Linked DNA regions of Homo sapiens: region 1 is linked to region 2. The links are chromatin contacts, found by Hi-C or POLR2A ChIA-PET in ENCODE. All regions are on one chromosome and are shown on one strand. Each heading gives the region's core, a stretch centred on a gene start or an enhancer-like site at or near the end of the contact. The rest is flanking DNA. Distances are from core to core; before and after follow the strand shown. Region 1 holds the start of HSPA4L (heat shock protein family A (Hsp70) member 4 like). Region 2 holds the start of USP53 (ubiquitin specific peptidase 53).

Region 1 (5,324 bases), core at 2,520-5,019, 8.6 Mb after region 2:
AACAGCAACCCACTAGGGCTCCCCTCTACACTGTGCAGAGGTTTCTTCTTCTGCTTATTAAACTTTCGCTCCTATCTCACCCTTTGCATCCACGCTCCTTCGGTCGTGAGACAACGAACTCGGATAACACCTTAGACAACAAGACCAGTGACCATTGGCCTGTTTCATTTTATCCTCATTGCCTACTCTCCAACTTCAATTCTTTGAAAATTCAGGTAGGAATATAGCTAAAATGGTACGTAGAAGGAAATTTACAGCTTCAAGTGTATGTATTAGAAAACAAGAAACTGAAAATCAATGAACTAGAAAAGGAATAAACAAAAATAGTGAAACAAAGAGCAGATGGAACAGAAAACAAAGACAATTAAGTCAGGCAAGAAAACCAAAAGCTGGTTCTTTTAACAAACCATACTGACAGGAACCAAGAAAAGGAAGAGATTAAAATAAAGAATATTAAGAATGAAAAAGATGTACATATAACTACTGAAGAGATTTTTTTAAGTGAATAATCAACTTTGTGCCAACAAACTTGAAAACCTAGATGAAATGGTAAATTTTTAATAATACAAATAACCAATAATGATTCAAGAATAATAGAAAACATAGACCATAACCACTAAAGAAATTTAATCATTCATCATAAACCTCATAAACTCTAGGCTAAGATGGTTTACAGCCCTTTTTTTTTTTTTTTTTTTTTTTGAGACGGAGTTTCTCTCTTGTTGCCCAGGTTGGAGTGCAATGACGCAATCTCGGCTCACCACAACCTCCGCCTCCGAGGTTCAAGCAATTCTCCTGCCTCAGCCTCCTGTGTAGCTGGAATTACAGGCATGTGCCACCACGCCCGGCTAATTTTGTATTTTTAGCAGAGATGGGTTTTCGCCATGTTGGTCAGGCTGGTCTCAAACTCCTGACCTCAGGTGATCCGCCCGCCTCGGCCCCCAAAGTGCTGGGATTACAAGCGTGAGCCACCCCGCCCAGCCGGTTTACAGGCTTTTCTTACCAAAACTATCAGAAGGGAACAAAAAAGAGGAAACCCCTTTGGCTTCCTCTATGAGGCGATAATCTTGACGCCAATAAAAAGAGTAAAGAAAGAAAAAGGCCAGTTTCATTTATGAATATAGATGTAAAGATCCTTCATAAAATAATCACAAGCCAAAACAATCAGAACCATCATGGCCTTTCTGGTTTATCCCAGGGATACAAGGATGTTAGAAAACTCTAGTAACGTTATTCATTGTATTAACAAATTAAAGGGCAACAAACAGGTCATTAGATGATGGTTAACATTTGTTAAGTTTCAGTATCCACTTACAGGCGTGTGAGTGGATTTTATGAGAAAAATCTCTTAGCAAAGTAGGAATAGAAGATAATTTTGTTAACTTTCTTACATCATAAACACAAAGGTATTTAATGTTAGGGACAAGACAAGGATGCTTACCACTACTGTTTATTTTCAAAATTTTACTGGAGCACTTAAGCAACATAATCCAGGCAAAACAATAAGAAACAGAAGAAATAGAAATGAAGAAATTCATTATTTCCCAGGCCATATTGTTCTATACACAGAAAATCCAAGAAATTCTGCAAATACTTGAATTTAGAATACAGCAAGGTTGCTGGATACATGACCAATGTACATGAATCAGGATCATTCAGCAGCTAAGCATAGCTAGCATTTATTGACCGTTTGGTGCCAGGGACTGATGCAGTGCTTACATTATTTAATCATAAAAACAGCCCAGTAGGCATATTTGTCCTCATTTTAACAGACTGAACCTGTGGCTTGGAGCATTAAGTAACTTGCCAAACGTTATACAGGTAGTAAGTTAGGCAAGCCTGGTACTACAACCCAAATCTGTGTGACCCCAAAGCCCGTCATGGTTTTAACCACTGGGTACTCTCACGTCCTGCCAGTAATTGTAAGGAACGTGATGATAACACCACTTTGCTCCTGGCCTCAACTTCCTTTTTACTTTGATATTTTAAGTGGTATTTTTAATAGGAAAAAAAAAAAACATTCTTACACCCTCAAGTTGTATAGACAACATGGATAAACTAATGGAATTAAGATAAATTAATTGTACTAGGAGAATTTCAGGATATTCTGGAATAAATCTAGATAGTGATGGCCGATGTCAGAAGAGGTGTGTGAGGAGAACTGGTGGAAGTCACAGGCGCCCAGCAGGACCAGGGCCCAGGGTTCAGTCGCAGGGCAACGCCCAATCCCTGTTCTGCTCACGAGCTGCCCGCTGGGACGCCGAGTTCTGCGGTGTCTCAGAGCGCAGCTTCACCCAGGGGCTCCACGTCTCCTGAGTGCTCATGAAGGGAAGAGAGGCCTGATTGATTTCTTCAATGTAGAGACCAGAGCCCAAGCAATACTGTACAATCCAGTTGCCTCAGTATTGCCCTTGAAAATGGATTTCACGTTCATTCTAACAGCAGCAGGAACTATAGCCACCCTTGCTGCTGCTGCTGCTGTAGCAACATTATTAATAGTAAAAAATCTAAGTTATTTAAAGAAGTGGACAACTAGGGATAATCAGAATACTAAAGAATCTAGTAAACAAAACAAACAAACAAAAAAACACGCCTGTTTTCAAGATGGATACCAAAATGGAACAGGAAAACACACAAAGAATTGGATGAGAAGGAACAGAGACTAGATGAAGAGGACGGGGAGGAACAGGGAACAGACCAAGGACTGGCAGAGAAGGAACAGGGCACACACGTAAAAGTGAACGAAAAGCAACAAGACAGCCAAATTTCTTAAGTGTAACATAAAACTTGGTTAATTACAGACAGGCAACACATGCCGATCAAACCAAGAGGGAGGGCGCTGGACCACACTGGGCTCTTTTTTGAGGACCACAGGGCAGCGGCTGGAGGCTAAAGCACAGACTTGGCTGGTGTGAGTGGCACACTTAATTAAGGTCACTTTCCTGTAAAACTGGTTTCCAGAGACAAGGGTCAGCGGCGGGGCCAGCATCTTTTAGAAAGGTGTGAGGAAAGGTACGTGGAGGGAAAGTTGTCAGTGTGATCTTATTTCTTGACAGAAGTTTGACTTTTGATATTTCAAATCCTGCTGATGAAAAAAGAAAAAAACCTAACATGTGCTCATCCCGCTTTCGCACAAGAGTCTGTCCCGGGCTCGGCAGCTCCCCCGGGGCTGGACAGGGCGGAGCGGCGGACGTCGGACAATGCGCGCCACCTCACAGAGCCGGGCGCGGCGGGCCTCCAGCCACAAGGGGAGGGCGCCGGGCTGCACATGGGCCCCTCGGGGAGGCGAGGCCTGCGGGCGAGCCCTTCTGAGGGCAGGGGGTGAGGGGGCGGCGCCCGCCAGCCAGGACAGCATCCTGCCGCCGTGACAAGCACGCCTCCGGTTGCCAAAACAACCCAAAAATGTGCCTCAAAACACGTTCGCAAAGCCCCGGGCCGGCCGGTCGCCTGCCTCTCACCTAGCCCGACCGCCCGACGTCCTACTGCCGAGCGAGGGCGAGCAAGCCAATGTGCCTAGCCTCCTTTCCCCGATCCTCCCCGCCCCGCCTTCCCGCTTCTCCCGCCCCCGGATAGCTCAGCAGCCTCCATTTTCCAGATCTTTCTCGAACCCGCAGCTTCTTGGGCAGCCGTTGCCCGAGTGCTGACGGAAGCGGCCGAAGTCCGGGCCCGGAGCTGGCTCGGGCGCGGAGCGGAGGCTCGCGCGCCTCCCGGGCAGCCGAGCGCGCAGGCGCAGGTCCCAGTAACCGCCGGTTGGAGGCGGCCGAACCGCAGTAGGGAAAGACCCAGGCTGCGGGACGCGGTGCAGGCTGCGGCGCTGACGGCCTCTGCTCCTTCCGCGGGTTTCCGACTCCCTGCCCTAGATTTTCTGCTTAGCGACTTGGGGTCCCCTCTCGTTTGCTTCTGGTAGGAGTCGCAATCCCAGCAGCAATAGCCCAGAAGAGGACACGGTTCCCGTACCGAAGGGTTCAGTACCAGCAGCCCGACCATCACGCGGCGGGATGTCTGTGGTTGGCATTGACCTCGGCTTTCTCAACTGCTACATTGCTGTCGCGAGAAGTGGCGGCATCGAGACCATCGCCAATGAGTACAGCGACAGGTGTACCCCGTAAGTGCCTCTGCTGAGCATCACCTCGACCCTAAGAAACGTTTTTCTCTCCCGTCCTTAACGTTTGTCCTGTCTGCTCGCTTCCTCGGATTTTCCCCTAACGTGCGCCGAACCCCGAGATGACAGGTGCAACCCGTCAACCGCAGTCCCTAGAGACCGCCGGGTGGCAGTCGGACTTCCTCGCCCCGCAAAGCTTCTTTTCCTTCAAGGACGAGGGACCGCACTAGTTTGCGCAGCTCTCTTTTCTGTACCTACGCACGTCCCCTGCCTCGTGCCGCTGTCCCCCAACGCCTCTTTTGCTTGCGAGGAAGAGGTTGCTGTGGGACAGCCCCTGGCGTCCGGAATATTGAGAAAGATCTCCGGTTGCCTCTAACGAGGTTTACGTGGGATTATCGGCCCCGCGCCAGCTGCCCTCCTTCCTTTCCCCGTCCCTCTGGGTGACAGCTTTTTCTCAGAAAAGTAAAAAGTCAGCTTCGGCTGCACACGTCAGAGATGAATTGCAGGTTCATCTGGCCCCGAAAGCCTTTTTTTTTTTTTTAAGGGCGGGGAGTGAGGCATGTGGGGTTTTACAAAACCCAGTGCCCTTGAGAACTGCAGGTAATGGAGCCGGTTTACAGGGCCAGGTCAATGGTGCATTGATAGGGAGAGCCTCGGGATGGGAGTCACTGGCCTTGTGCATTGGTAACTACGTCAGTTGCTGGAATGCGGCGGGGTTGGGTCGGACCAAAAGCGTGTTTCTGCAGAGTGAATTGCCGGAGTCGGGGGCAGCTGTCCCGTATAAACATGACTGTGGAGTGATTCTATTATGAACGCTTAATGAAAGGCTTAGGAGGAGCGGCGTTATGTCATGGAAACATGTTTCCACATGTTCCGTTGTTTCTCTGGCCTGGGAAGTTTGTTGGCAAGGAATATAATGAAGTAATTCTGAAATATGAAAAACTAGTTGCTGCTTATAGGCTGCTGTTACTGGTAATTTTATGAGGAAACCAACTGTATGAAACCTATATTACTTTTTATGGAAAGGTAATTTGGCATCTTAATTTGACCGTTCTGAATGGTCCAAAATATAATACCTTAACTATACTAAAACAAGGTCAGTGTCCAATGGTCTTTAAATGCCTCATTTACTATTCTATGGAAAGCTTTAAAATATGGCAAAAAGATGTTGAAGAGTAGCTCACTTGAAGCAGTCTGTGCTTTGATTTCTTTCCAAGAAGAT
Region 2 (5,746 bases), core at 3,247-5,746:
TTTAATGATAAGAAAATTAGAATGTTTCAATGTGAAATAACATACAAGGGTAATGAAATTGCCTACGCTGACCCTAAGTCAGCAAAAATTAAAGAGGCCACTAGTTAAACCACTAGCAGTGATTTACTAGCAAATGTTGACCTTGTTATGGCAGAGCCTTAGAAGGTCTGGGATGGATGGCCAGAAAAGTTTCAGCCAAGTAAGAGCTAGCTAAGATATCATGGATATTGAATTTGAACTTCCAGTGTTTAACAAAATGTCATGCTGCAGAGCTTTAGGAATCCAGTAAATACTGAAGTCCAGAATTCCTTGTAAGAGGAGAGAGGATCCTCAGGAACTCTCTCTCTCCTTCCCACTTCATCTGTGCCTTACTCGTTCAGACCAGCTACTTTCAATGACAAGGCACATTACTATAGCAATCACTTAGAGACCCATGGGAAGAATGTTCTAGGCCAGTAATTCTCAACCTTGATCCTACTGACATTGGGGACTAGATAATTCTTTGTTGTGGGAGACTGTCTTGTCCATTGTAGGATGTTTAGCAGCATCCCTGCCCGCAACTGTGACAACCAAAAATGTTTCCAACCATTGCCAAATGTCCATGGGAGAGAAAACCACCCCCAGTTTAGAACTAGTCTTCCAGACATAGAGAATAGAGAATGCAAAGCCTTGAACAGCATGAGATGTTGTTGCGGAAGCAGGAACAGATCATTCAGGGGTCTATAGGCCTTGGCAAGAATTTTGGATTTTATTCTATGTGAATGAAAAGTCATTGAACAATTTAAGTTGGGGAGTAACATGTCAATATTTTTAAAAGACTAATTGGCTGCTGTGTGGGAAATAGATTTAAAACCATGAGGATAAATGACATCTCAGGATCAGGCACTAAGGCACATCAACATTTAAAGCAGATTGAAAAGTACAAGAGAAAAGGAGGCTGAGAAAGAGAAGCCCATGAGGCAGGATGAAAGCCATAAAGGAATGATGTCACAAGAATTGAGATGAAGATGTCAAGGAGGGAGTGGTCAATTGTGACTAGATTTTTCTGGTTGACTCATCCCTGAGTCACAGCCTAGAGATTTCTCTTCTTGCCTAGCTATAGTTTCCCCTACAGTTCTTCTGTACCTTATTCCAAATGAATCATTCTGCCCCAGAACTTACAAAGGCTTCCCATTGTAGTCCTGTACTGGCCTTGTTCAATCCTGTTTCTAAAACTTTGCTCTTTTAAGTTACATATCTTCCTCAATGCCTTCAAATACACTTGCTTATAATCCTTCCAAGCTGAAGTTCATATTTGATCTCCCACAGAAGCCCTCTCCAACTTTAGCCCACACAGATGACTCTATTCAAAAAAATCAACAAAACTTCCAATTTTTACTCCATCCAATAAACACTGCTTGTTAAGCATCTGTGCTAGGCACTGTGCTATGCCTTGGAAACATGAAAAAACAGAGAGCTTAGGTAGTAAGGAAATTCACTTGTCAGTCCTTATGGATGCATTTAGGAAAAAAAGGATTCTGTCTAGTATCTAACCCTGAGTCAGTCATTGATCTACTACTTCCCTATGCTATATTTCACTCTACCCCACCCAGCTCAGTCATGGTTAAGCTGTTGATTACCTCCTGGAACTACTGGGTTACAGCTCCGCAGGACACAATGTTGCTATTCCTACCAGACATTAGTGGCAGGGTGCATCTAGCCACAGGGTAGCACATTTCTCAAAGTCTGAGTTATAATCAATCCAGAATAACACTAAGAGGTGTGTATATGTGCTGGTGGTGTGAACTTTGGCTAAGCCTCAGCTGAATGATCTAGGGTATTCTTTGGCATGCCAAGCCTGCTCCCTTTCATGATCTCTTTGCCTGTGTGAGGTGCAGAGATTGGTCTTCACAAATTTGGGTCCAGCCAATCAGAAACTAGGGAATCAAACCCACACACGTCCCTCAAGGACAAATAGTAAGAATTAAAATATTTTAAATCCTTGTTGTGACTTTCCCAATTACAAATTTTCTGGGAGCAACAGCTGTCCTGCAATGTCAATTTTCCATTTTTTCATGTTTGCTTCAGACTCTGCCCTCTTGATGCTTAAATTGGGTCCTATTACAACTCTACCATTTAAGGATCGGTACATAGATATGCTAAAAACTGGTAGAAAGTATGAAATTATATAATTTTAAAAGTGTATAGTCAGGGTTTAGTCAAATTCTTGAGCAGGGTGAACTGAAGGGTATTCTTCTGTAATTGCTAAATAAGGAAGGGAGGTAGTATAAGCCATTATTATCCACAGTTCAAATTATTTCTCAAGGGTGGAGGTGGGGGTTACTCTGTCAGGTACATTTGCAGAGAAATAAATATAGTACAACATAATTGTTATAAAAATAAGTCCCAAAAGGGATGACAATTTTGTCTCAGAAAGTTATGAAAAGATCCATGGAGATAAGCATTCGAGAGAGAACCAAAGGATCTTGAGAGAACCAAGAACATAGAAAGCAAGGACTTTAGAAAGATTAATGTGGAGGAACTGGAGGAAGAATGGCGATGAGTTTAACAGTGTGATCATGAAAGGCCCTGCCGGTGGGTAATGAAAAATTCTTAGCAGAGAAGTATAATGATCGTATTTTCACGTTAGAAAAATTATTAATAGAATGGAGGTTGGACTGGTGTGGGAAATAACTAGAGGATATCTTGTGAATATTGCAATAGTACAAGGAAGATGAGTCATAAGAGATGGTGATTACTTGAAGGACTAAGACAGTGAGAGTGGAGGGGTGGACCTGAGAGATACTTAAGGAAATAAGAGTCAAAATTTGATATTAGAAAAGAGGAAATGAAGGAAAAGTAACAGGGGTACTCATAGATTTCTGACTTGGGCAGTTGCGTGTCATTTTCTGAAACAGGGAATGGAAATGGTGTAGGTTCCAGATGGGTGAAGAGGGACATGGCATCAGGAACAGATTATAGTAAAGATGTCCATGTCAATTTGGGACATATTTAAGATACTGTGTGAAATCCAAAGGATGTTGCTTAAAAATGTCCGACGTATAGATATACACCTGAGAGTTCTTGGTGCACAGGACACGTGGTAGGTAAATCCATGATGGGAAAGAGACTGCTCAAGGAGACATGGATTAACATTAAACAGAAACAGCAAAAGAAAATGGAGTGCTGGCGAACAGAGACCACGCAGCGGAAAAACAGTATTTAAAGTGCACCAGAAAAGTAGCTGCAGAATGAGGAGAAAATGACATTAGAGAAACGGAGGGAAGAGTTAATGGTGTGCTCTTATTGTTTTAAAAATGCAGAGTAGGATCTTTTTTTCCCCCACCCCTCCCAAAGTTTTTAATATTTTGAGGGCAGAAACCACGGCTTTATTTCATCCTATTTCTGACAGTGCCTAGTTCAGTAAAGGGAACATAGTAAATGCTCAATAAATTCTTAATGATTCAGCCTCAGACATTACAAACGGGTCCTATTTGTCTCCTGTATCAACGACCAATATTTCTTCCCCCTCTTTCTTCAAATAAACTTTTAGAAGTGCCTCTGGGTTTACTGAAATCCATTTTTACAATTAGTATGTTCAACTTACACCAGCTTTGGAATGAGTTCCAAAACCTTCTTTATTTACTTGAGAGATATTCGGTATCAGTGACGATGGGTTTTTCCTTTACTACTATTCCTAAGAAAGGTTTATTCAAAATCAAAGTTTAGCCCAATTCCCAGCAGTACCTTTTAACTTAAAACCTGTTCGAAAGCACGGCAAAGAGGCGGACAGACTTTTCTGACAATCATTAACCAGGTCAACAGACTTATTAAAGCTATCTAATTAAAGGCAAGAAACAACTGCTTGGGGAATACACATTCACGCCACAGGAAGCCATTTAACTGCAAATAGATCGTCTAACGACTCACGGAAATCTAAAGGAAACTGCGTGTCCGCATGGGGTTCTGATGCCAAACTACGGATTGTTCTCTCAGGTAACACCTAACCTAAGTGAAGTCCTTGGTGGATCCGCGTTCTTGAGCTTAGAAAATACCGAATGAACTACCAAGAGCACCAGAATAATCGCCTCCTCCTGAAGAACTAGCCTCTTTCTCACCACACCAGACAGCACGTCCTACAACCACCTTTCCCCCAACAACCAAACTCCAGCGCCAAGCTGCCGCTTTTGCAGAAATGTTCTATCTCTTGGTCTCGCGCGATCTCGCGCCTCCGAGGAAGCCAACTGTATCGCGCACGCCATCAAATCCCCGCGGGAATAGAATTCCGCAGGTCCAGAAAGCCGGGAAATCGCGAGCGGAGGCGGAGTTACCTCGGTGAGCGTGAAGGCGGAGCCCGCTCCGAGGGGCGGGCTCGAGGCGGGGAGAGGGGCGGGGCTCCAGGGACCTGTTGATCGCAGGTGTCACTGGCCTGACTGGTCCCTGGGTATTGGGGCGTATGCGCATGCTCCGCTCACAGGGTCGGGCTCTGGGCGGCGGAGACCAGCCGCCTGTGCTCCAGTTCCCGGTGAGCCTCGGTACTGTGGCAGCAGTCAGTGTGTCTGGCGGGTGTCGGCGTGAAGCGGGGCTGGGCCAGCGGGAGGTAGCTCTGTGGGAGTGGAAGGCCTGTATTTCTCTACCTGGACCGCACGCTCCTCGCGCAAGGAGGGTAGAGCTCAAGGTAAGTCTCCGAAACTAGCCCTCTGGTTGGAGATCCAGAGACCTGCGACCCCCGCGGGCCTGACCGGGACACTCTCATTCTAGCCCCAGAGCTCGTCTCTCCCCTCGCAGCCCGGCGACCTCCTATGGCCCCGGCCCTCTGGGCACACACACACTCTCTTTGCTGGGCGGTTCAGACGCCAGAGGTCACGCAGCCCTTTCGCCCCTTCTCGCCGCGTCTGGCGGAGATGCCTCTGGCCAGGCTGGAGGCGCTCGCGAGGCGGGAGGAGGTGCTGTACTTGTTGGGTCCTGGATGTTATTGCTGCCGTGTTTGAGGGCGGCGACAAGCTGGAGTCCTGCTGGGATTGTGAGTAATACCCTTACTTGGCTCCTGCCCCTGGCTGTCCAAGCCACATTGCCTCGCCTGAGCACACAGTTTTTTACTTAAAGGGGTCCAGGATGGTTATGCTCCCTCCTTGGAGAAGAGAGATGACTGGACTCGTGAGATTCTTGGGGTGGTGGTTTCTCAGTGGTAGTGGTGATGTATATAAAGTTAATGTTTAGCTTCTAAAGGGCGGCTTACGGGGCATTTACCAAACTATTTTTAAACAGTGTTGGAGAACAGGAAGTACTTGCACAGGTGTAATAGGGAGGGTTTCTAAAACCTGCAATCTGAGGATGTTTTGAGGTTTGTAACCCTGCTACAAGGTTTTCTTTATCAATGCAAAGTATGCAGGGAATTACCAGTTGGACAGCAAAGTTTTCCGAAAGTTTCCTTATCTGGAAATAGATATATATATATATATATATGTGTGTGTGTGTATGTATGTATGTATAAATATATATATTTGCAAAGAATATCTAAGGCTATTTTTGAGGTAGGTTTAATAGTAAACTTAACCTGTAGTCCCAGCTACTCGGGAGGCTGAGGCAGGAGAATTGCTTGAACCGGAGGTTGCAGTGAGCCGAGATCGCGCCACTGCATTCCAGCAGGGGCGACAGAGCCAGACTCCGTCTCCAAAAAACAAACAAACAAACAAAAAAACGCAGTACACTTAGGAAGGTTTTTGTGATTAAGATCTGATTCACTTTTAGTTATTAAAAGAAAAGG

What was found. A loop is a pair of places that touch in the nucleus more often than their neighbours do. ChIA-PET counts read pairs that join two places held with the same protein, here RNA polymerase II (POLR2A). Pooled maps may share reads with other maps.
Region 1: a pooled map shows a loop between it and region 2 (13-fold over the local background). The contact joins the promoter of HSPA4L here to the promoter of USP53 in region 2. A Hi-C loop is called at or near these places in 1 of 37 single-sample maps with no recorded cell type and 4 of 50 pooled maps. POLR2A ChIA-PET finds 5 or more read pairs at or near these places in 1 of 52 experiments (AG04450).

The regions. Positions count from the first base shown.
Region 1 is chr4:127,778,553-127,783,876 of GRCh38, forward strand. It overlaps HSPA4L (heat shock protein family A (Hsp70) member 4 like), which reads left to right and starts at 3,770. Exons shown (of 19, transcript NM_014278.4): 1 at 3,770-4,105. The coding sequence starts at 3,999. RefSeq lists silencers at 3,131-3,300, 3,581-3,650 and enhancers at 3,791-3,940, 3,840-4,832, 4,441-4,520.
Region 2 is chr4:119,208,217-119,213,962 of GRCh38, forward strand. It overlaps USP53 (ubiquitin specific peptidase 53), which reads left to right and starts at 4,497. Exons shown (of 19, transcript NM_001371395.1): 1 at 4,497-4,657. It overlaps LOC101929762 (a long non-coding RNA gene), which reads right to left and starts at 4,428. Exons shown (of 3, transcript NR_125931.1): 1 at 4,311-4,428. RefSeq lists enhancers at 1,060-2,259, 3,415-3,989, 4,112-4,231, 4,563-5,136, 4,842-4,891 and a silencer at 4,362-4,491.